Linked DNA regions of Homo sapiens: region 2 is linked to region 1. Evidence: read pairs that join two places in POLR2A ChIA-PET (ENCODE). Cell type or tissue: OCI-LY7. All regions are shown on one strand. Each heading gives the region's core, and the rest is flanking DNA. Links, peaks and the distances in the headings are about the cores only. Region 1 overlaps LARS1 (leucyl-tRNA synthetase 1). Region 2 overlaps LARS1 (leucyl-tRNA synthetase 1).

Region 1 (10,053 bases), core at 1,003-9,002:
ATAGTATACTATATACCATATATATTAGATATATAAAGATGTAGGAAACATAATGTGTTATCATTTTGGATAACATTAATAACATTGTTTCTCAATTTAAAGATTACTGTCAGGAGGGGGGAGGGATAGCATTAGGAGATATACCTAATGTAAATGACGAGTTAATGGGTGCAGCACACCAATATGGCACATGTATACACATGTAACAAAGCTGCACATTGTGCACATGTACCCCAGAACTTAAAGTATAATAATAAAAAATAAATAAAAACAAAAATAAAATCCCACCAGCAAGAAAGAAAGAAAGAAAGAAAGATAGATTACTGTCACATATACTCTATTAGTTATCATCACAAGCCTACCAAGTAGATAGGATAGGCTTTAAGTCAGAAAACAAACAGAGATGAAGTGATTTACCCAAGGTCATACAGCTAGCAAAGTTACAGACTTAACCTTGGACTTTCCACTCTAGCTCTTATCAATTATACCACAATGAGTCCACTGTCAAAAACAAAGATGACACCAAGTAAACACTGTTAAAGTTATGAGAAAAATAAGAAATACAGAAGTAAAAATTTTTTAAATGGAAAAGGCTCTTCTATTCAGAAGAATTTCAACCACTAATAGAATAATAAAAACAGGCAAGGATGATTAAAGGATGATAAAACCAGGGTTATTGAGTAACAGGACATTCAGAGGCTCTCAAAGTGTTATCCTATAGATTACTTTTTAATTTCTTTCTTTTTTTTTTTTGAGATGGAATTTTACTCTTGTTGCCCAGGCTGGAGTGCAATGGCGCAGTTTCGGCTCACTGCAACCTCTACTTCCCGGGTTCAAGCGATTCTCCTGACATAGCCTCCGAAGTAGCTGGAATTACAGGCACCTGCCACCACGCCCGGCTAATTTTTGTATTTTTAGTAGAGATGGGGTTTCACCACGTTGGCCAGGCTGGTTTTGAACTCCTGACCTCATGTGATCCTCCTGCCTCGGCCTCCCAAAGTGCTGGGATTACAGGCGTGAGCCACCGTGTCTGGCCTTACTTTTTAATTTTATAGGAGGAAAAGTCACCTTTAGAATGAGGAAACCTGGCAGGATTAACTTAATTTCACTAAATGGGACAAATTACCATTTTATATGCTTTTGAGGTGATACAATGGTAAGTTAATACCTCAACAATGAAGTATTCTTGTCAAAATATTTAGCCCAACCCTAATCATGAAAAAACAATCAGAAAACTCATATCATAGGACATTCTACAAAATAACTAGCTTAGACTTCAAAAACATCAATATCACGACAAACAACTAAAAGACAGTGAAAAGAATGGATAATTACATGCAATGTGTGCTCCACAAAATAAAAAGTGAAAAACAGCAGGGCATAGTGGGTCAAGCCTGTAATCTCAGCACTGTGGGAAGCCAAGGCAGGCGGATCACCTAAGGTCAGGAGTTCGAGACCAGCCTGCCCAACATGGTGAAACCCTGTTTACACTAAAAATACAAAAAACATTAGCCAGGCATGGTAGCAGGCACCTGTAATCCCAGATATTCAGGAGGCTGAGGCAAGAGAATCACTTGAACTTGGGAGGCAGATGTTGCAGCAAGCCAAGATCTCACCACTGCACTCCAGACTGAGTGACAGAGCAAGATTCCGTCTCAAAAAAAAAAAAGGGGGGAAAAACAGATGGAAAGGACATTTTGAGTCTACAGAAATTTGACTACAGATTAGATGAAGACGATAATATAACATCAATGTTGAATTTCTTGGAGGGGATAACAGGACTCTGATAATGTAGAAGAATGCCCTTGTTCTTAGAATACATGCTGAAGTATTTAGCAATGACACGTCATGATATCTGCAACTTTCTTTCAAAAAGTTCACAGAAAAAGAGAGAGAGAAGGGCTAGGCGTGGTGGCTCATGCCTGTAATCCCAGCACTTTGGGAGGCCGAGGTGGGCAGATTACCTGAGGTCAGGAGTTTGAAACCAGCCTGGCCAACATGGTGAAACCCCATCTGTACTAAAAGTACAACACTGCACTCCAGCCTGGGTGACAGAGCAAGACTCCAACTCAGAAAAAAAAAAAAGAAGAAAAAGAAAGAGAAAAGCACGCATGCATGCATGTGTGCTAAGAGACAGAACTAAAACAAATATGGCAAACGTTAAGACTTTGTAACTACAGGTGAAGGGTGGAGGGTGTTCATTGTACTACCATTCCACTTTTTCTGTAGGATTGACATTCTTTAAAATAAAAGGTTGCAGAAGGCCGGGCATGGTGGCTCACGCTTGTAATCCCAGCACTTTGGAAGGCCGAGGTGGGTGGATCAACTGAGGTCAGGAGTTCCAGAACAGCCTAGCCAACACGGGGAAACCTCGTCTCTACTAAAAATACAAAAATTAGCCAGGTGTGGTGGCGGGTGCCTGTAATCCCAGCTACTCGGGAGGTTGAGGCAGGAGAATCGCTTGAACCCAGGAGAAGGAGGTTGCAGTTAGCCAAGATCACACCATTGCACTGCAGCCTGGACGACAAAAGCAAAACTCCGTCTCAAAAAAAAAATAAAATAAAGTAAAATAAAATAAAATGTTGGAGAATAAAAAGAAATAGGATTTAAATTTCCTAATCCTATTATATAAAGGAATCCTTTCAACTCTAGTTTTCTTTCCTATTCTTCATTGAGAATTATTTCTAATACAAACTTATGACAAATGAAGATATTTGCAAAAATGATCAAAATACAATACAACTGTTTATTATTTTATGCCGGCATCTTACATATGTCATAAGTGCACAATGGCTGTACATTTTTCTTTTTAGTAAAACAGAATCAGTTATTACCTAACTGTAATACAGACATAAATACACAAGGTAACCAAAAGACATTAAAATCACTTAGTAATCACTTAGACCATAATGGATGCCCTTTATTTAAGCACTTCTTCACATGTTGTTTATTTTTAAATTAATTTTCACTATAATAAATTCAACTCATTTCATACTTTAATGCAGCAATACTTAAAAATCCTTTTAAGCTCTTGAATTGGGTATTACTATTTGCTCCAACTAAAAAGAGTAGAAACCAATCCTATTAGCGATCTTACCTTAATAGGCATTCCAGTACAGTGCAGGCCAAAGGGAAACAGACAACATTTTCCTTTCAATCGCTGGTACCCTACAGCAAACTACAGAAATAAAATTAAATTTAAATTGCAAATTTAAATGCCAGACAAATACAAAATGTGAACTTTTCACACAAAAAAATTAGTTTTCTTCTTTACATCCTCCTTTGGAATGCCAGTTAGATTTTAGGCATCCCAAAACTCACCAACCTAGGAATTACTTTTGAATATGCATACATGCCCAGACCCTTGCACACATACACATATGGCACATAAAAATTAAATATAAAAATTAAATTACTTAAATGGGCCAGGCACGGTGGCTCATGCCTATAATCCCAGCACTTTCAGAGGCCGAGGCTGGTGGATCACAAGGTCAAGAGTTTGAGACCATCCTGGCCAATATGGTGAAATCCCGTGTCTACTAAAAATACAAAAATTAGCTGGGCGTGGTGGTGCGTGCCTGTAGTCCCAGCTACTCGGGAGGCTGAGGCAGAAGAATCACTTGAACCCAGGAGGCAGAGGTTGCAGTGAGCTGAGATCACACCACTGCACTCCAGCCTGGTGACAAAGCAAGACTCCATCTCAAAAATAAATAAATAAAAATAAAAATAAATTACTTAAATATAAAAAATTATGCTTTAAGGAATTTTAAGTTCTCTTAACAGGAAATAATAAATTCTATAGCTGCCATTTTCTTCAAAACAATATTCGTTAAAAACCTTCCTCCCCATTATAGCAAACATAGGGAAACATTACCTCACATTTGGATAAAGAAAACGTGTGTCCCAAATGAAGGCGTCCATTCATATATGGATATGGGAAGGTTACAAAATACTTGCCCTTGCTGCAAAACAACAGTATAAAAAAGAAAGTACAGAAGAATAAATGTTAAGTTCCTTTTACAATAAGGAAGTGGGGTGAAGGAAATGCTTGATATAAATAACTTAAGGTTATTTAAAAAATATTTAAAAGTAAATTTATAAATCTACAAATTTAAAACTCTCTAAAATTGAAAATTACTTTAGATTTACAAGAAATAAGACATTGATAGGTTGCTATTAAGAATTAAATAGCCTTGTAACAAATACTAGAGGTTTAATTTGAGCTAAAATACTTGAGTAAAGATAATATACTAGGTCAGGCGTGGTGGCTCACACCTGTAATCCCAACACTTTGGGAGGCCAAGGCTGGTGGACTGCTTGAGGCCAGGAGTTCGAGACCAGCCTGGGCAACATGGTGAAACCCTGTCTCTACTAAAAACTAGCCGGGCGTGATGGCGTGCGCTGATAATCCCAGCTACTCTAGTGGTTAAGCATGAGAATCAAGAATCGCCTGATCATTGAACCTGAGAGGCAGAGGTTGCAATGAGCTGAGATCATGCCACTGCACTCCAGCCTGGGCGAAAATGAGACTCCATCTCAAAAAAAAAAAAATTCTTTAATACCCTTATGAACCTAGGCTAATTTAATATTTTACTGAATAAATGAGATTTGTTTTCACTAGATACTAGATATATATATAAAGCAATTCAAAGTCCCTCAGGTAATATAAAACATCCTCAATATTACTTGATATGTGGTAGATTCACTTTAAACGCATCCTTTAAAGCTTTTTTTTTTTTTTTAATTTTTTAGTTGTTTTTGTAAAGACAGGGTTCTCAATATAAGAACCACCATGAGCATGAGCTCATGAGCCACCATGCTTGGTCTGTATTCTTTTTTCTTATGAAGAATATCTAACATACATACTGTGTTATGAAGCATAATAAAATGAACACTTGTAAACACACCATCTGACTTATGAATCCACTGAAACTACCTGTTTCCTCTCTACTGTCCCACAAGAGATAACCGACATTCTGAAATTTGCTTTTACCGTTCCCTTGTTTTTGAATAGTTTGCACACTTGGCAGCACCCTTAAACTATTTATCATTTAGTTTCGCTCACTTGTGAGTTTCATACAAAAAAAAGGCATACTTCATATAGACTTCTGCAATTTGCCTTCTTCACTTGACATTATATTACTTTCTTCAGTCTTACTGCATACACCTATAGTTAATTCTCTTTCACTAAACAAAGCAGCTTTTTCAGTTCACTTGTAATTATTTTAAATTACCTTAAAGTTAACCAAACCTCTAGAAGAAAATAGAAGCTTCAAATTATAGCTTCAAGTATAACACCAGAGACTATATTACAGCAATTTCTTTTTCTCTTAAAAAAAAAAAAAAAAAAAAAAGGCTGGGGCCTGGTGGCTCACACCTCTAATCCCAGCACTTTGGGAGGCGGAGGCGGGCGGATCACCTGAGGTTGGGATTTCAAGACTAGCCTAACGTGGAGAAAACCCGTCTCTAGTAAAACTACAAAATTAGCTGTGCGTGGTGGCGCATGCCTGTAATCCCAGCTACAGGGGAGGCTGAGGCAGGAGAATCGCTTGAACACGGGAGTCGGAGGTTGCGGTGAGCCGAGATCACACCATTGCACTCCAGCCTGGGCAACAACAGCAAAACTCTGTCTCAAATATATATATATATATCCATATATATATATATATATCCATATATATATATATCCATATATATATATATATATCCATATATATATATATATCCATATATGTATATATCCATATATATATATATCCATATATGTATATATCCATATATATATATATATATATCCATTAGAATATAGCTTAATAAGCAAGGAAAAAAGACTTTTGAATCAGAAAGTCCTAAAAACAAGCCCAGGCCCAGTCAATTCCCAGTGATGTAACCTTGAACTGGTTACTTAGCCTCTCTGTGCCTCAGTTTCCTCAGCTGTAAAAGAGAAATTTTAAAAGCTGTTAACCTTAAAGTATATTGAGAAGATTAAGGCCAGGCATGGTGGCTCAAACCTGTAATCCCAACACTTTGGGAGGCAAAAGTGGGAGGATTACTTGAGCCCAGGAGTTCAAGACTAGCCTGGGCAAGACAGTGAAACTTCATTTCTACAAAAGAAATTTTTTCAATGCTGGGTGCAGTGGCCCATGCCTATAATCCCGGCACTTTGGGAGGCCGGGGTGGGCAGATCACTTGAGCCCAGGAGTTGGGACCAGCCTCAGCAACATAACAAGACCCCATTTCTACTAAAAATAGAAAAATTACCTGGGTGTGGTGGCGTGCGCCTACAGTCCCACCTACTCAGGAGGCTGAGGTGAGAGGATCACCTGAGCCCAGGAGACAGAGGTTGCAGTGAGCTGAGATCACACAACTGCACTCCAGCCTGGGTGACAGAGGCTCGCTCCATCTGACACCACAGACTCTGTCTCCAAATTAAAAAAAAAAAAAAGATAATGGGCGGGCACAGTGGCTCACGCGTGTAATCCCAGCACTTTGGGAGTCGGAGGCAGGCGGATCATTTGAGTTTGAGACCAGACTGGCCAACATGGCAAAACCCCGTCTCTATTAAAAACAAAAATTAAAACTTAGCCAGGCGTGGTGGCATGCACCTGTAATCCCAGCTACTGGGGAGGCTGAGGCAGAAAAATCATTGAACCCGGGAGGCAGAGGTTGCAGTGAGCCGAGATCATGCCACTGCACCCAGCCTAGGCAACAGAGCAAGACTCCACCTCAAAAAAAAAAAAAAAAAGGCCGGGCGCAGTGGCTCACGCCTGTAATCCCAGCACTTTGGAAGGCCGAGGCAGGCAGATCACGAGGTCAGGAGATCGAGACCACAATGCAACCCCATCTCTACTAAAAATACAAAAAAATTAGCCGGGCATGGTGGCAGCCGCCTGTAGTTCCAGCTACTCAGGAGGCTGAAGCAGGAGAATGGCGTGAACCCGGCAGGCGGAGCTTGCAGTGAGCCGAGATTGCGCCACTGCACTCCAGCCTGGGTGACAGAGCAAGACTCCGTCTCAAAAAAAAAAAACAAAAACAAAAAAAATTAAAAGGTAAAATGAGGCCAGGAGTGATGGCTCATGTCTTATAATCTTAAGAGCTTTGAGAGGCCAAGGCAGAAGGATCACTTGAAGCCAGGAGTTTGAGACCAGCCTGGGCAACATAGCAAGACCCTGTCTCTAAGAAAAAACAAATTAGCCAGGCATGGTGGCGCATGCCTGTAGTCCCAGCTACTCAGAAGGCCGAGGAAGAAGGATTGCTTGAGCTCGGGAGTTTGAAGTTACAGTGAGCTATGACTGTGCCACTGCACTCCAGCTTGAATGACACAGCAAGACTTTGTCTAAAAAAAGAAAGAAAGAAAAAGGCTAGGCACGGTGGCTTATGCCTGTAATCCCGGCACTTTGGGAGGCTGAGGTGGGCGGATCACGAGGTCAGGAAATCGAGACCATCCTGGCCAACATGGTAAAACCCCGTCTCTACTAAAAATACAAAAATTAGCTGGGCGTGGTGGCACATGCCTGTAATCCCAGCTACTAAGGAGGCTGAGGCAGGAGAATCGCTTTAACCAGGGAGTTGGGGGTTGCAGTGAGCCGAGATGGCGCCACTGCACTCCAGCCTGATGACAGAGCAAGACTGTCTCAAAAAAAAAAAAAAAAAAAGAAAGAAAGAAAAAGAAGATTAAATGAGAGTATACATGTAAAAAAATTTGCTAGCACATTTGCTAGCACACAGTAAGTGTTCAATGTTAACTTACTATTATTGTTGTTACTATAACCGTATTTCTTCAATCTGAAAAAGCACATTTTCTTACATCTCAACATATATGAATCTGGGATATATCTTATAATTGATGCATACATTTATTAAGGCAATGTTTGGGGGAGTTATTTTGTTTTTGTTTTTCCCAAATATCATGTCATGATCTACGTTTGTCTTTAAATCAGTATTATTTTAGTATCAAGGCAATGCAGTATTTATGAAATAATATCTTCAACATTTATACTTCTATAAGCATTAGGTTTACTTGTAAAGAAAAAACATAAAAATTTACATTTTCTGTCTTTGGAGATAATAATCGTCTATGAGTCTAATAGAATAATTTCGTTTTATCAGTCAGCAAAGAAAAAAATCTCAAAACATCCTTCTTTGTCTAAATATTTAAAATACTGTAGTCTTTAAAACAAAACAAAACAAACTTTATTTAGAAAAAAAAATCTTTACAAACCCCATAAGAAAAAAGATCCTAATTCATATGCAGAAAGTGAAAGTCACCTCCTTCACCCTGTTTCAGGCATTATAAATACAATCTACCTTATGGGTTCCACCAAGCTGTTTCTGTACTATAAAGCCAACGGTTTTAGAAATACAATGCACAGGGCCGGGCGTGGTGGCTCACGCCTGTAATCCCAGGACTTTGGGAGGCCGAGGCGGGTGGATCACGAGGTCAGAAGATCGAGACCACCCTGGCTAACACAGTGAAACATCATCTCTACTAAAAATACAAAAAATTAGCTGGGCATGGTGGTGGGTGCCTGTAGTCCCAGCTGCTCGGGAGGCTGAGGCAGGAGAATGGCATGAACCTGGGAGGCGGAGCTTGCAGTGAGCCGAGATTGCGCCACTGCACTCCAGCCTGGGCGACAGAGCAAGACTCCGTCTCAAAAAAAAAAAAAAAAAAATATATATATATATATATATATATAGAAATACAATGTGCAGAACTTCACAAACTATTACTCACCTGGTCTGTTTCTCTAAATTAGATGCATTGACCTCAAACACTCTCTCAGTATCCCATTTCTGTTGGATTTCTTTCTCAATCTTCTTCAAAAAGTCCACTTTGGCTGTTCCTTTTCTTTCCTATTGGACACAAAGAGAATAATCCACTCTGTATTTCAGCACGCTTGCTTTAAAAAAGAATTGGGTTCACAGAACTGAGCTGCTCACTGATAAAGACTGATTTTTCCATGGTTATCTTGAAATTTAAATGAACATTAAAAATTAGGGTTATCAGCCAGGCGCGGTGGCTCATGCGTGTAATCCCAGCACTTTGGGAGGCCGAGGCGGGTGGATTGCTTGAGGTCAGGAGTTCGAGATCAGCCTGGCCAACAGGGCGAAACCCATCTCTACTAAAATACAAAAATTAGCTGGGCGTGGTGGCGGGTACCTGTAATCTCAGCAACTCAGGAGGCTGAGGCAGGAGAATCGCTTGAACCAGGGAGGCGGAGGCTGCAGTGAGCCGAGATCATGCCATTGCACTCCAGCTTGGGTGACACAGCAAGACTCCGCCAGAAAAAAAAAATTAGGATTATCATGACCTGTGTACCTCAAACCTCAAAGAAATGGTTGAACAATTACTGAAATATGTAAAAGGCTTTGATATGCTTTTTTAAAATTATATACTACAATGTAACACTGTCATCAAATGTTTCTATTTAATTAAAATACATGAATATCAAAGATACTGATAGAGAACTTCTCTCCAAAATTGTTAAAGAACTGTTCATATGAAATTTAAATAAAACAGGCTGGACACGGTGGCTCACGCCTGTAATCCCAGCACTTTGGGAGGCCGAGGTGAGAGGATCACCTGAGGTCAGGAGTTAGAGACAAGCCTGGCCAACGTGGTGAAACCCCATCTCTACTAAAAATACAAAAATTAGCTAGGCAAGGTGGCACGCATCTGTAATCCCAGCTACTTGGGAGGCTGAGGCAGGAGAATCGCTTGAACCTGGGAGGTGGAAGTTGCAGTGAGCCAAGATTGCACCATTGCACTCCAGCCTGGGCAACAAGAGCGAAACTCCATCCCCCACCAAAAAAAAAAAAATACCTGGACTCTTTTCAAGTTTCCATAAAACAGTGATTGTATAAGGTATTTTCTTTTCTAAGAAATAATAAGCCTGCACAACTGTTCATCCCTTTCCATTCCTGCTACTAACCACCTTCATTTAGACTATCAACGCCACTGCCCCCTCTCACTTCAAAACCTCTTCTTAATAAGTAACTTGGCTGGATGTAGTGCCTCATGTCTACAATCCCAACACTTTGGGAGGCTGAGGA
Region 2 (10,053 bases), core at 1,081-9,080, 61 kb before region 1:
TTCACCATGTTAGCCAGGATGGTCTTGATCTCCTGACCTTGTGATCCACCTGCCTTGGCCTCCAAAAGTGCTGGGATTACAGGCGTGAGCCACCACACCTGGCAGATTTTTTTCTTTTTAAAGAGCATGATCACAGCTCACTGCAGTCTTGAACTCCTAGACTCAAGTGATCCACCTGCCTCAGCCTCCCAAGTAACTGGGACTACAGGTATGAACCACTACAACTGGCTAATTTGAAAAAAAAAATTTTTTTTTTAGAGACAGGGTCTCACTATATTGCCCAGGCTGGTCTTGAACTCTCCCACTCCAGCCTCCCAAGGGGCTGGGATTACAAGCACAAGCCACCACATCTGGCTGAATCATGTATTTTTACTTATTCAAAAATCAGATAAAAAGAAAAAGCAAACCATAAAACTGAATATAAAGAGAAATGAATGGCTTTAATTTTATATTAAAAGCACATACAAGAAAGAATCCAAGAAACATTTCTTGATTAAAGAAAAAAACCAGCCAGGCATGGTGGTGCATGCCTGCAGTTCCAGCTACTTGGGAAGCTGAGGCAGGAGGATCACTTAAGCCCGGGAGATCAAGGCTGCAGTGAGCTCTGATTGCATCACTACACTCTAGCCTGGACCACAGAGTGAGACTCTGTCATCAAAAAAAAAAAAAAAAAAAGCAAGCAACCACATACAAAAAAGAATTCAGGAAATATTTAAATAGTGCTCTGACTATATCCCTTAGAGAAATATGTTCTAAGGACACAAAGAATTGCAAAACAAACAAAACCAAATACTGTACTTATTTATTGCTAACAGAATTGGATTGGCAATTCTGAAATTTTTAATAGACTAAATGACTAAATATATTGAGGTTCTTGAGAACCAGAGTTCTCACTGTGTGAGAAGGGAAATACAATTGCAAAGGGGAAAAGATGAGAGAGAATTCAGTGGTATTAGATAAAATTATGATTTTAAAAAACACTACTGTATGTATTTCTTAGTTCTGTCTATTGGAAGGGCCTGAAAAACAATGTCCTAGTAGCGCCTGGATCTTGGTTTCTTAATAACACTCTCCATTAAAATGAAGCAAAGCTCTCTGGAGAAAAGACTGATTTCTAGTTCTGAAACAGAAAACACAAGGCAAGTTGGGAACTTCTTATGCCATTATACAAAGAAATGCCCCAAAATTAATGTGGAGTTATAAAAAGGACAAATATTGTACTGCAGCCAGCTTGAATGGGGCTTCCACTGGTTAACTCAGAATTTGAGCGTTCAAAGAATAATGATGGTAATAGATTATAGCACATATGAAAAAAAGAAATCCATCAGTCCACAGTGATTTTAAAAGAATGATGAAAGAAGAACACTGGGGCCAGACACAGTGGTTCACACCTATAATCCCAGCACTTTGGGAGGCTCAGGCAGGTGGATCACCTGAGCTCAGGAGTTCAAGATCAGCCTGGGCAACATGGTGAAACCCCATTTCTATGAAAAATGCAAAAAACTTAGCCAGGCACGGTGGCACACACCTGTGGTCCCAGCTACTAGGAAGGCTGAGGAGGGAGGATGGCTTGAACCTAGAAGGCAGAGGTTGCAATGTGCTGACGCTGCACCACTGCACTCCAGCCTGGGCAACAGAGCCAGACCCTGTCTCAAAAAAAAAAAAGAAAGAAAGAAAAAGAAAAGAAAAAAAATTGGCAGCAAAAAGGAAACATCTTCTTCACAAAAGAATAATATCTAATAAATGTAAAAGAAATAATAATTTTATCATTTTTAAGAACTCACCATATTACAACCATCAATGCAATAACTGACAGCTTATCCATGAATGCTACCACTTCATGAAAGTTAGCTGATAAACAAATGTCTTAGTCCCTTCAGGCTGCTCTAACAAAATACCTTAAATTGGGTAATTTATAAACAACAGAAATGTATTGCTAGTTTTGGAGGCTAGGAAGTCCAAGAGGAAGGCACCAGCATATTCAACTTCTGGTGAGGGCCCATTCCTTATAGCTGGTGCCTTGTGTGTCCACACATGGCATAAAGGCAACAGGACTCCCTCAAGCCTCTTTTGTAAGAGCACTAATCCCATTCATGAGGAAGCCACCCTCATGACCTAATCACCTCCTACAGGCCCCACCTCTTAATACCAACACCGTGAAGATTAAGTTTCAACATATAAATTCTGGGGGGACATGAACACTCAGATCATAACAGCAGGATATTCATATAAGCCTCAAAGTATCAGCTCACAGACTACTTAATTACAAAAAGGAAGAGTAGCTTTTCAACCGAGAAATATGATGCTAATCAAATCCACAATACATTAATCCTGACATGATCCAGTGGGAAACATCACCTATGTAGTAATCTTGCCAAGAATTTTAAATCTGATTACAACCATGAGAAAATACAGAAATCCAGATTGTAAGCATCATGCTAACGACCAGCTTGATGTCTTCAAAGATGTTACTGTCATGAAAGATCAAAAAAAGAACAGAGAAACTACCCTAGTTTAAAGGAGATTAACAGACCTAACCACAAAATGTAATACTTGATCTTTGAATCCTGAGAGTTTTTCAAAGAACACATTATTGATGAGACATTGGGGAAGTTTTACTAGAAAAGCTTATTACCTAATATTATTGTATCATGTTAAATTTCTTGGGCATAATAACAACACTGTGATTATATAGGAGAATGTCCAAGTTCTTAGGAGTTGCGTGATAACCTATGGGAAGATGAAGTGTCATGGTGTCTGTAACTTACTGTCAAATGGTTCTGAATTTTTAAAAAATATTTTCTAAATACAATGTGTTATCCTGGATAGGATCCCATAATAGTAAAAAAAATTAATAGAAAAATTGGTGAAATCCAAACAAAGTATACAATTTAGTTAATCATAATGTACTCATGTTAATTACTTAGTTTTAACAACTAAACCAAGGTTAAGTAAGATGTTAACAGGAGAAACTGTGTAAAAGATGTACAGGATCTCTCCATATTAAAGATGCAACTTTTATGTAAGTCCAAAACTATTCCAAAATTAAAAGTTTATTTTAAAAATAGATACTTAGAGAGATAAAGTAAACGTGACACAATATTAACAATTGGCAAATCTAGGTGACAAGCGCATGGATGTTTACTGGCCAATTCTTTCCACTTTTCTGTAGGCTTAAAATTTCTCGAAATGAAGTGTTAAAAGAAAATAAAACTACTGAAGGTTAAAAGTAAATGAATGGAAAAGATAGTCTGCATGGACGTTAACCAAAAGATAACTGGTGTTACTATATTGTTAGGCAAAGTGGTCTCTAGGCAAAAAATAAATTAATTAAAAATAAAGAGAAATGGCCGGGTGCAGTGGCTCACGCCTATAATCCCAGCACCTTGGGAGGCCAAGGCAGGTGGATCACGAGGTCAGGAGTTCGAGACCAGCCTGGCCAAAATGGTGAAACCCTGTCTCTACTAAAAATACAAAAATTGTGGGGGGACGGGGGAGGGATAGCATTAGGAGATATACCTAATGCTAAATGACAAGTTAGTGGGTGCAGCACACCAGCATGGCACATGTATACTAACCTGCACATTGTGCACATGTACCCTAAAACTTAAAGTATAATAATAATAATAATAATAATAAAGAAAAAGAAAAAAAATACAAAAATTAGCCGGGCGTGGTAGCAAGTGCCTGTAATCCCAGCTACTCGGGAGGCTGAGGCAGGAGAATCGCTTGAACCTGGGAGGCAGAGGTTGCAACGAGCCGAGATCGTGCCACTGCACTCCAGCCTGGGCAAAAAAGAAACACTTTCTAACTAGAAAAAGTTCAACTTACCAGAAGGAATATAATCTGAATTTATATGTACCTAACAAAACAGCCTCAAAATATATAAAACAAAAACTGTCAGAATTATAACAAGATACAGGTAAATTTCATTGTCATGAGAGATTTTGGTATACCTCTCAAAAACAGAAAGAGAGAAAACAGTAAGGATATAGGTTTGAACAATTCAATCCACAACTCTGACCTAATGGACACATACAGTACTTTTGCATTTACAGAATATATATTTTTTTCAAGCTCAAATGCAACATTTATAAAAACTGACATATACTGGGCCAGAAAGCTTATCTCTAGCGACCAGAGAAGGCAAAAGGCAGACCTCTGTGGTGCTGGCACTGTGCCATTCTTCAACTGTTTGGTGACTGTGCAGGTGTTTGCTTTATTAATAAATTCTTTTTTTGGAGGTGGGGAGAGAAAGGAAGTTCATTTTTTGTGTGTGTATATTTTTTGCTCACTTTTTGTGTATGTGCATTGTATTTCAAAACTTAAAAAGAGTTAAAATCCTCTAGGAAGGCACTAACATAAGTTATATATAACATTATTATTATGCACCCAATTATATTATTGTTAATAATAGAATAAGCCCAGTGTAGCCTGTTTTTCCTTCAGCATTTCAACTAACTGCTGGTTCTTCTGTTGAGTACCAGATGAAGTAATGGGCTTATGCTCAGACGACTCCTTATACAAAACATTTGTATCTCTACACATAAGAAGCATATTCAGCACAGCAAGAAGCTTATTCTAAGAGAGACACACAGAAATCAAGACTGAAAAAACAAAGGATCCATGAATCTCAACTCACACCTAATCCAAAACAGTACAGGTTCATAAGATGAACACAATCACAATATTATTTTCCTTTCTCTCTCTTTTTTTTTTTCTGGCCAAGCACACATAGTTTAATTTTCCTAAGTTAAACACAAGTAGGTTTGTGTTTAGGCAACAGAAAGTATTACTTAATTTCAGAAATAATTAAGGCTTTGCAGATCAGAGAGGACAGCAAAAGAATCTAGAGGAGTGCAAAGAAAGAATCAGTTGCCCCAAAGGAACCAACACAAAGGACATGATTACAGACTACAGTAATCTGAAGCCAATATACCTTGGTATCCATCATCTTCTTCTTCTTCAATGGTAACATTCACTAAAGACTTACTACTTGCCAGGCACTGTGTTATGATTTTCCTAGATCAGTTCACCTAAACGTCTCACAATAAGCCTACAAGGTACCAGTATTAGTTCCATTTTATAGATGAAGAACTGCAGCTCCGAGTAATTGGCCAAGAGCATCCTAGTAGCAAAAAGAAGAACTGGAAATCTAACCTAGCTAGTCTGATTTCAGAGCATGCGCTCTTACCCCACTATGCTATAGTGCCTGTCCCTAGTAGATAAGTGATTATTTGCACTTGATGATTTCTAATTCTAACATCCTATGATTGGCTTCAATAAATCTGTGATAAACCATATGACTAGGCCTAGTGGTCCCTAACTGCGGAGAGCAAAATAAGGAAGCTCAATAAACTCTATTTACATAACCGCAGTTAGAATTCAGGTTCCTCTGGGTTATCAAAATTGTTCTTTCTCCATATTAAACCCATCAAAATTAGAAATGTTTCTCCTGTTAGTCAATGCCTTACATTTTTTCCTCATATGAAGACAGATGGCGCAGATATTAAAAGACACTCCAACAAGAATAAAAGAATAAATCTGTAATAGTCAGCATGACCTCTATTTTATTGATTGATTGATGGATTGATTGAGACAGAGTTTCACTCTTGTTGCCTAAGCTGGAGTGCAATGGCACGGTTTCAGCTCACTGCAACCTCGGTCTCCCAGGTTCAAGCGATTCTCCTGCCTCACACTCCCAAGCAGCTGGGATTACAGGTACCCGCCACCATGCCAAGCTAATTTTTGTATTTTTAGTAGAGACGGGGTTTCACCATGTTGGTCAGGCTGGTCTCAAACTCCTGACCTCAGGTGACTGCCCACCTTGGCCTCCCAAAGTGCTGGGATTATAGGTGTGAGCCACCACACCCGACCAGCATGACCTTTAAACACAATTGGACTTAAGACAAATTTAGTAAATGCAGATTTCTGGGGGGGAAGGGGGGAATCTTCTTTTAAAATGCCCATATTTAGTGTAGGTGAAATATACTGCTTATAAACTATTGATATTAGCCTTGAAGAAGCCATTATTGGTTCTTAGTTGAATAATTAAAGCTTTAAAAAGTCTTATAAAATGCAGGACCTATTTGTTCTTTATACAAAATACTTAGTAATTGAAGTCAAGTCAAAATATTCTCATTAGTTCTTTTAAATCATCATGAAGTTCTCTTCATTTAAAAAAAAAAGCTGCTAATTTACTACTTTTCTTTTTTAAAAAAAAATACAGCTAACTCCATAAATGAATATACTATAAAAAGCTGTTAGGTACACCTTAGCCTTCATCAAAGTATAAAGTACACCTCATAAAAGAAGCATACTGACACTTTTATGTTCATCTTAAAAACCAGAAACTTCTAGGAAATAGCAACAATTTGTTTTTTAAAAAGAGTTTGGCAAAAACCATTTCTCTTGGACACCCAAAGAAAGGGAAAAAAAATTTATTAGGTCCAGGAATCAAAGATGACTTGATAGAATTATGAATACATGCAGAATTGGATGGTTAGAAATGAAATCAATCTATTTAGGTCCAGCCTAAGGTTCTGATAGCCAATCAGTAGACACAATCAGAGTAGTAGTATTCCTAAGAAACCAGGATAAATCTCCAATGTGCATGAGTTTAATGAACCAGATAGATTATTGTATCGCCAATATCCACCCTTATCCCATTCTCAGTCAGATGAATTTTCTTGCTCATGAGGTCCACATTGAAAACAGCATGCTCAGAAATGGGGGTCTTCTCGGTGTACTCCTTTCCCAGGACAGGAACTCGTCGAGGCCCCAACAGTGGATCATCAAATCTCATCAGTTTCACTTTGGAAAGGTCTACAACAAAATAAATTATCAATATAAGCATTTAATTACAGTCACTCAAACCCTGGAGCAGTCTGAGAACTCACGTTTTAAATACGCTGGTTGTTATATCTAAACAAAAATATTTTCTTCAGATTATTAAATAAAAGCCACGCTGGGTGCGGTGGCTCACACCTGTAATCCCAGCACTTTGGAAGGCTGAGGCGGGTGAATCACTTGAGGACAGGAGTTCGAGACTAGCCTGACCAACATGGCAAAACACCATCTCTACTAAAAACACAAAAAAATTAGCTGGGCCTGGTGATGGGCGCCTGTGATCCCAGCTACTTGGGAGGCTGACACAGGAAAATCGCTTGAACCTGGAAGGCAGAGGTTGCAGTGTGCCAAGATCGCACCATTGCATGCCAGCCTGGGCAACAAAGTGAGACTCTATCTCAAACAAACAAACAAACAAAAAAAGCAGTGGCCGGGCATGGTGGCTCATGCCTTTAATCCCAGCACTTTGGGAGGCTGAGGTGGGCAGATCGCGAGGTCCGGAGATCGAGACCATCCTGACCAACATGGTGAAACCCCATCTCTACTAAAATACAAAAAATTAGCCGGGCATGGTGGTGCATGCCTGTAGTCCCAGCTAGTAGGGAGGCTGAGGCAGTGGAATTGCTTGAACCCAGGAGACAGAGGTTGCGGTGAGCCAAGATCGCGCCACTGCACTCCAGCCTGGCAACAGAGCAAGATTCTGTCGGGGGGAAAAAAAAAAAAAAAAAAAAACAATCCCAGGAGCAAAGCTAAAATGTAGCAAATCTTCATCCCCTTTCAGCTTTTACCCAGCTCAAAGTGTCAGAGATTCTGACATCTCCTGGAATTACAAACTAAGAGAGAGAAAGAATTGTGTGTATTTTTTAGCATTATCCTATATGGTCTCTCAAATCATTTTTATATGCTTCAATTAACCATTGTACAGAATATCGAAAAATCTAAAACTTACCCCTTTCTTGAGCTCCCTGGAATACACTAAACTTGCAAGAATTGTAGCTTTTCTCAGAGATACTTTTGGATAAATAATGACTACTCTAAGAAATGGCATTACCAGTTTCTCATTTGCTCAAAAGATGAAAGTATTTGTATTAACAAGTTGATGAGACAAGGAGAGCGGGGACAAGGCAGAGAAAGGACAGAAATTTAAGCTTTCAGAATTTTTAGCTGTAGGATGAGGTCTAATACCCACCCTGCTTGAGATTTTCCTAATCTGCTCTTATGCAAGCTGAAAAAATAGCGCCTGACCAAAAAAAAAAAAAAAAAAAAAAAAAAAAGCACCTGTCTCTTGAACAACTTTGTAAGTCAACAATCCTGCCAACAACTGAGCCCAAAAGAAGTATATTTATTTCAGCAATTCTGAGACTTCCCAACATCAAATGGTTTTATTTTATATGGCAGAAAAACACCAGAAATGACTACAAATGCTGATTCTGGGTTTATATCTCATTCGAAGTGTAGCATGGCTAGTTATCCTTAACCTGATCCATAGAAATAGAAGATATTTTCTGAATTACTTCCCATTTCTTTCTGAAACACACCTGAGCTACCCTCCCTCATGTTGACTTGAGAGTACAAAGCTTAGTATAAGAGGGATAAGAGATAAAAGAAGACTTTAATGCAGCTGGCGGCCATGCCAACCAAGAATACAAGTTATCCATGCATTCTGTCCTCTTCGGGAAACAAAGACCGAAGTTTAGAGAAGGGGCTTATAGAACAATTACCTGCGACTACCACAAAAGCAAACCCTGTCTAAGAGTCTTTGGAGAGTTTCTGCAGGGACCATACAATCTATTCCCAGACACAGTACGAGCCCTGAAAATTAAAATGGGAAGAGAGCAGGCGCAATCTTCATGACAGCCACGATCTTATTTTGGGGAAGAATACAATTAATTTTAACAGCTATTGCAATTCAACGTACACATCAGTGGTACCAAATATTTTGCTATAGATGCAGTGACAAGTTCTGCCAGCAGATTTTATGCATAAGGCCTTTTACTGCGGATCTGCCTCTGCCTCTTTCTCTCTCATACACACACACTCTTTCTCTCTGTCTAAAACAGACCTCCCTCATCATTCCAAGCAATTCTGAATCAAACTAGTTCAAAGAAACCTTAATACTCAATCAGGCTTCTAAGTGACAAAACATATTTGCTTTGATGTTTCACCATGTAGTTCATTACTGTCCATAGATTCGTAGAGCTTTCTTACTGGTTTAACTGTCTTTTATCCCAGACTTCTCTTATCATTGAAACTGTTGAAATTTAAGCCTGCAACTACATAAGATTTAAGGCTCTTAGAGAAAAGATGAGAGTGATTCTAAGTCCCTAGGGACTGATAACGAGAAATGAAGGCTTTCACTTCCAAGTTGTTAGTTCACATATGGCATGGGTTGTGAGTGATTCAAATTTATTACCATCAGATAGTTTACTCAGTGGCCTTTGTGGAATGAAATGATAGTTTTAGTTCAGTTCCTCCCGGACCCAGATCATAATTACCCTCAATACAACTGGCACTAATTGGACAATTTGCTGTCTATTGCAGCAAACAGACCAATAACTATGTTACTGAATTTAACTCCTCTTCCATCTCATATACTGAATATACTCAGGCCTTTTAGATATCAAGGCATCCTGAGGGCTTTTGGTAAAGTATCAAGGTTAGATCTCTTCTGCAGATACTTATAGGAATAGCAATTTCAAACTCTCTCTAATGTTTCTATTTTCTAAAATTTACAACAGCTACTAACATCAAACTTAAGACACTTTAGATAATATTTTTCACAGCTAGTATGACAAAGGAGATAAGAATTATGCCAAAGGCTCAATGAGAAAAGACAAGAAATAGGAAATACATTTCAGTACAATTCTGCAGAACCTAGTCAGTGCTATATTTGAGTACATTTAAAACAGAGGTAGATTTAACATAATATAATACAATTTTCAATACAGAAATACATCCTTTTATGTGCTATAACATCATAATAATCCCATCCAAGCAGGGCCGGTGTCTCATCCCTGTGATCCCAGCACTTTGGGAGGCCGAGACAGGCAGATCACTTGAGGCCAGGAGCTCAAGACTAGCCTGGCCAAGTTGGCAAAGCCCTGTCTCTACTAAAAATAGAAAAATTAGCCAGGTGTGGTGGCTCATGCCTATAATCCCAGCTACTCAGTAGGCTGAGGCATGAGAATTGCTTGCATCTGGGAG

What was found. ChIA-PET counts read pairs that join two places held together with the same protein. Peaks named below come from ENCODE experiments on the same cell type or tissue, not always from the same donor. Only the 100,000 strongest peaks of a DNase experiment are listed, where the experiment ranks them.
Region 2: POLR2A ChIA-PET joins it to region 1 with 5 read pairs; 6 of 35 experiments call an interaction of 5 or more read pairs at or near these places.

What each region holds. Positions count from the first base shown.
Region 1 is chr5:146,168,813-146,178,865 of GRCh38, forward strand. It overlaps LARS1 (leucyl-tRNA synthetase 1), which reads right to left. Exons shown (of 32, transcript NM_020117.11): 2 at 8,735-8,853; 3 at 3,875-3,962; 4 at 3,098-3,178. Among named protein-coding and RNA genes, the nearest start is that of LARS1, 8.8 kb to the right of the region's middle. RefSeq lists enhancers at 808-977, 2,208-2,377, 6,825-6,994, cis regulatory regions at 2,293, 6,910 and silencers at 7,700-7,900, 8,720-8,920. In OCI-LY7, for the core only: no CTCF peak of the experiment used is centred there; DNase peaks (open chromatin) are centred at 4,439 and 4,989; H3K4me3 peaks cover 1,117 bases; H3K27ac peaks cover 3,220 bases.
Region 2 is chr5:146,107,487-146,117,539 of GRCh38, forward strand. LARS1 (leucyl-tRNA synthetase 1) reads right to left here. Exons shown (of 32, transcript NM_020117.11): 32 at 5,548-6,825. The coding sequence ends at 6,620. Among named protein-coding and RNA genes, the nearest start is that of PLAC8L1, 6.9 kb to the left of the region's middle. RefSeq lists an enhancer at 8,186-8,355. In OCI-LY7, for the core only: no CTCF peak of the experiment used is centred there; a DNase peak (open chromatin) is centred at 4,185; H3K27ac peaks cover 1,227 bases.